2 separate regions of the Homo sapiens genome follow, and region 1 is linked to region 2. Evidence: chromatin contacts called from ENCODE Hi-C or POLR2A ChIA-PET data. All regions are on one chromosome and are shown on one strand. Each heading gives the region's core, a stretch centred on a gene start or an enhancer-like site at or near the end of the contact. The rest is flanking DNA. Distances are from core to core; before and after follow the strand shown.

What was found. Hi-C counts contacts between places; a loop is a spot of excess contacts on that map. ChIA-PET counts read pairs that join two places held with the same protein, here RNA polymerase II (POLR2A). Pooled maps may share reads with other maps.
Region 1: a pooled map shows a loop between it and region 2 (2.5-fold over the local background). The contact joins two enhancer-like sites. A Hi-C loop is called at or near these places in 1 of 50 pooled maps. POLR2A ChIA-PET finds 5 or more read pairs at or near these places in 2 of 52 experiments (BJ and GM12878).

The regions. Positions count from the first base shown.
Region 1 is chr4:25,813,303-25,816,002 of GRCh38, reverse strand. All of the region lies in intron 9 of SEL1L3 (SEL1L family member 3), which reads left to right. Among named protein-coding and RNA genes, the nearest start is that of SEL1L3, 48 kb to the left of the region's middle. Within about 2 kb of position 1,387, at least 7 of the 41 ENCODE cell types and tissues checked have a DNase peak (open chromatin) inside an H3K27ac peak, as active enhancers do.
Region 2 is chr4:25,439,134-25,441,833 of GRCh38, reverse strand. LOC105374536 (a long non-coding RNA gene) reads right to left here. Exons shown (of 4, transcript XR_925494.3): 2 at 88-304. Among named protein-coding and RNA genes, the nearest start is that of ANAPC4, 63 kb to the right of the region's middle. RefSeq lists a silencer at 44-153. Within about 2 kb of position 1,298, at least 9 of the 41 ENCODE cell types and tissues checked have a DNase peak (open chromatin) inside an H3K27ac peak, as active enhancers do.

The DNA of each region.
Region 1 (2,700 bases), core at 138-2,637, 370 kb before region 2:
AGCAGGGTTTCTCAATCTCACAATATTGACATTTTGGACTGTAGAATTTTTTTTTGTTGGGGGCTGTCCTGTGTGTTACGGGATGTTTAGCTGCATTTCTGGACTCCACAACTAGATACCAAAAGCACCCCCCCCAATATCCCTCCTCTCCAAAAATATTTCCTGGTATTGCCAAATGCTCCCAAGTCCCCAGGGAGGCCAAATCACCCCCAGCTGAGAACCACTGCTATGTCAATGTTATTGCTCTTATTACTGGGCAGAGATAATTCCAGGTTTCCGTTGGATGGTTGTCTGGAGGTGACGAAGCCCCATGCCCCAAGACCCGCAAACAGGAGAGGGAGACGCATGTTGGACAGTTTAGGCTAAATGGACTAAGACCACATCCACACCAAAATTGTCTTTACAAGAGTTCTGATCCTACTTAAAAATAGTTGTGCTGATTGGGAACAGGAGTGCATCCTTTCCACAAAACATTCTTTTTTAAGTAAATACTGTCTATGAGAATGTTTTCATGTTATTGTTGCAGCTCAAAATTCTGTTTATAAGAATTTAGAATGATTTGTTTTCCATGGAGGCCTGGCAATGAAATCTAATTAAAAACCCCAATCATAAGTCCCCTTACCTTAAGACTCCCTGGGTATGGGCGCTGCAGAACCGCTAGATTCCCGCACAGTGAGCCTGTTCTGCTGACCTCCGTTAGACTTCTGGGGCCCCCATCAGTGGGGAGAGAGGGGGACCCAAAGCTGGATTTGCCACTTTAGGACCCACCGTTCATGACTAACCTGCCATTGGGGTCTTCTGGTGCCAAATTAGAACAGCACCAAGGAGCTTCCCCCGAGGGACCATACCTGCCAGCCTCCCCGGCCACCACAGCCTCTGCTTCCAGAGGCACATGGCCAGCTGCCTTCCTCTTCTCCCTGCCTTTCCCTGGCCTAGGAGATGGCAGGGAGGGAGAACCGAAGTTTAGGTGAATTTCTAGAACCAAGCCCTGGGCCCCATTTGCCTTCAGCACCTCTTTCTCTAGGTCACATTGGAAGGACTGGGGAGCCTTCTGCAGAGGTGGGGCATACACTCCTTAAGGTCATCTCTCTACCTGGCACAGTGCCCTTGCTTGGGGCTATCATAACATCTTCCAGCAACCCTGGGAGAAAGACTGGTGTCTTATGTTGCACCCAGCTTCCTAACAAGGCTGAGAAAAAAAAAAACCTTGATTTTGTAAATTGAGGGTAAAAAAAAATGAGTTTATATTTCCAACACGTCTTTACTCTGATCTCCTATAAAAAGAACCGTAGTAAGACGAGTGTGACGCTATCGCCGTTCCCAGTTCCTCAAATACCCTTCGTTCCAAGTTCTTCCTGCCCACAGCGTCTGGCCCTAGCTGGCTCCGGCGGGCTTCAGATGACTCTAGTTAACAGGAACTGTGTTTGCATTCTATTTTCTGCTGCTGCCCTGACCTGTCCTGTCCTGTTGATTAATAGACTTTATTAGAACATCCTCATTGTATTACATTTTTCATATCTGAGATAAGCTATAAGAATGGATTCAAGCATGAGATGTTTGATGCTTGGAATTCTTATTGTAGGCACTGAATAGGCGTGGTAACAAAGATAAGGAATTTAACTGAGTGGGTGTGTTCTGAAGTCACTCACAACCTTTCATTCATTCATTTACTGAACAAGCATTGACTGAGTGCCCCCTACGAGCCAGGATAGAATCAAAATGGGGCTGTGTTTTGAATGAGAGTCATTTAGGCTAATGTAAAAGAAAACATCAGCTTCCATAGTTTCCCCAAAGGGCATTAATTTGTGGATTTTTTTTTTCTGGAATTTTTAACAAATAAGATGACACCATGGTGCAAGAGAAAATGGGCTGTAATTTCTGGTTCTGTCTGAGAGTCATCTTCTTCCCTGCCAGCAGCTTTTCTTCATAGACACAGCCAGCACTCCACTTCCAGGCCGCTACATATGCACGTTTCAGACCTGAAAGCGTTTCTTTCCCCCACACTGTGTGATTTTAGGTGGATCATCTGCTCACTATCTCAGCCAACAACACACTTCAAAGCAGAGATGAGAACATTGCAGGGGGTAGAGAGTGAGGAGGCTTTGGCTTCATTAACAGCCAGTGGGAAGTGGAAAAGAGTGTCCTCCACATTCCCGTCCAGTGAGGTCAGCACCTTTGAGTTGTTCCCAGAATAACCGTATTATTCTATTACAAAAGAGACTTGCCAAATATTTACACTTTTCCTCTTTAAGGGCTGTGATTTATCTTTTTAAAATTCTTATTCTTGCTAATATACACATAACAAAATTTGCCATCTGAACCAGTTTTAGGTGTACACAGTTCAGCAGTGCTAAGGATATTCACATTGTGCCACAGAGCTCCACGACTTTTTTCTTGCAAAACTGAAAATCCATACTCAGTAAACGTCTCCCCATTGCCCCCATCCCAAACCCTGGGAGCCGTCATCCTGCTTTTTATTTCGATGAGTTTGACTGCTTTAGATACCTCATATCTAATACCACTTGGTATTTTACACAGTATTTGTCTTTTGGTGACTGGCTTATTTCACTTAGCATAATGTCCTCAAGGTTCACCTCTGTTGCAGTGTGTGTTAGAATTTCCTTTCATTTTAAGGCTGAATGGTATTTCATGACATGTTTATACCACACTTTATTTATCCATTCATCCATCGATGGACAC
Region 2 (2,700 bases), core at 49-2,548:
AATCATTGACACCTCCAAGCTTTTGCACACACTGTGCTTTTGTCTGAAATGCCCTTTCCTACTTTGTCAGTCTAGGGAATGACTTACCCATATTTTCAGTTGGACTTGAGCGCCACCTCCTGATGAAGCCTGCCCAGGTTCCCACAGGCAGAGCTAAGCCCAACCCCTACACCTCTCATCTCATCTAGGTGCTTGTCCATCTGTGTCCTCTCCATCCACTCAAGGGCAAGGGCAAGGTCTTCATCTTGCATCTGCGGGAGCTGGCACAGAGCCTGGTTCATGGTACATGCCCCAGGAATATTGGCTGAATAAAAGAAACAATGAGCAGAAATCAGCCAAACCCCCTGAGTTTTATTTCTCTTAATATTACCCTTAAAGTGACAGAAATGATAATGCTAATTATCTTTAAAGCAATGCCTGAATATATGAAAGAAAAGTGAAATTTTATTTTTCTTTCTTTTTTATTTTTATTTTTTAAGGCAAAGTCTCACTGACTCTGTCACCCAGGCTGGAGTGCAGTGGCATGATCTTGGTTCACTGCAACCTCCGCCTCCTGGATTCAAGTGATTCTCCTGCCCCAACCTCTGAGTAGCTGGGATTACAGGCACCTGCCACCACGCCCAACTAATTTTTATATTTTTAATAGAATTGGGGTTTCATCATGTTGGCCGGGCTGATCTTGAACTCCTGACCCCAGGTGATCCTCCCAATATGCTGGGATTACAGGCGTGAGCCACTGTGCCCGGCCTGAAAAGTGAAATTTTCTAAACTTTCCAGGATGCTCTTGAGGCTCCTGACCCCCAAGTACTCCCTCATAGCTTGTGGGAGCCCAGGCAGAAGTCCAGGGAGTGGAGCAGGCACCAGGACCCCACCAGCTTCCTAGCAGAGCTCCACCTGAGTGTCAGGCAGAGGTGGGAGTGAACCCCACGGGAGGGGAGGTTTCAGGCTGACCCAGCTGACTCTAGGATTGAGCTTTTTCCTCTAGGAGAAACACGCAACATCCTCCGCCTTGCCCTCCTCCAGGAATTGAGAAAATGTGTGGGGACACTGCTTTCTTATCACCGCGGAGTTGTCTAAGTTGAATTTTCCCAGAGAAGTTAGCAGCATTAGTATCAGTAAAATGAATGTGCTGAATGTTCAACTTTTTCTTTTTTTCTGTCTGTTTTTGGTCTTATCAGAAACTCCAAAAATAAACATTCTTTCTCAGGCTTGACCCTCACATGGCCTTGGTGTTCCCCTTCTGAAGAAATCAAACGCAACAATGGAAGGGCTTTGCACAGCCCTGGCCACATGGCTCCCCTCCAAGGCAGGCCTGTCCTCTGATGGACGTAGGCGGCCAGCCAACTTGTGATTTAAAAGTTGGCACTTCATGTAATTGCACTAAAGAGAAAAGAGATCCTGGTGGGTAGACACAGGCTCTGGATTGTTAGAAAATTACGTTTCTCATTATAAATTGTGATTTTAAAGGCAATTGTTTCACTCCTAAAAGAGGGCAAAGAGATAACAAGACTAATGGACAGATGGGCAAAGACTAGGATGATGATGGTAGTGGTGGTTATGTTGAGGAAGAAGATAATTTTTTAAAATCAAGAGAAGTAGTGTCAAGCTTAGTGCTTTTTTCAGACCTACAGATGTGAAATCAAAGTGGCAGGCACCATGGGGATCTTTGCTAAAGATAATAGAGGCCCATCTGATGCCCAGCCTAAGGTATGGCTCCCTCTAGTGGTCAGAGGAATTTCTGCATTGGCTCCTTCACTTGTAACAGACGCTCAGGCTCCAGCTTTTGATGCAAGCCAGCCAGGAGTTGAGACTTGGTCACTGGGTTTCCAGGGTGTAATTTTTCCCACTTTCACCTCCTTCCCTATCTTCCATGGCCTCTGGCTCCCAGCCCTACAATTTTCCAAGATCTCCTTCTATAGGTCCCAAACTAACATAAATAATAATATTGATTTGTCCAGTAACCTAAGGTTTACAGTTTGCTTTTGCATCAATTATCTGAATCCTATCCTTGTAAGGTAGATGTACCCATTTTATAGGCAAGCAGATTAAGTCTCAAAAAGGTAAAGTGACTTGCTCAAAATCACAAAACTAGTTAAATTTAGCACTGGGAGTTAAACTGGTATAGTCTGAGCCCAAATCATGAGCTTTTCCATTTACATTGCAGCAGCCTTCAAAAGGGGGAAATTATATGGTTGATTTGAAATACAGAGAAGTAGAAAAATGCTATGAATTTCATCATTTTCATAAACATCACACGGGGAGAAAATGTACTTAAATGAGACTTGCCTCTAATCAAATATGTGACCTTGGCCCTGAGGGGCTGATTCATGTAGGTTCAATAGTACTATAATCTACAACTTGATTGCAAGGTTAAGGTCTACTAAAACTGTTGGTGGGAGTTAGAAACTCAAATGGCCTAGGAAAAGCAATAGCCTTTCTGTGAGCCAGGCTGGGACACACTCCCTAACATATTCCTTACTTGTTCCAGCATACCTGAGCAATAGAGAGCCTCCCTGCAGGCATCTTGTCATACAAAGGGATTTTTCAGCTATGGACATCCCAGAATAACATACAGTGACTCCAGAATCATTACTTGCAGGTACCAAAAGTTTTCAGTAAAATGGTGAATCCCAAAGTTCTCCCTGGTTTACCTTTGCCTATCTCTAGCCTTCATCCTCTTCCTACTTCCCCAGGCAAGAC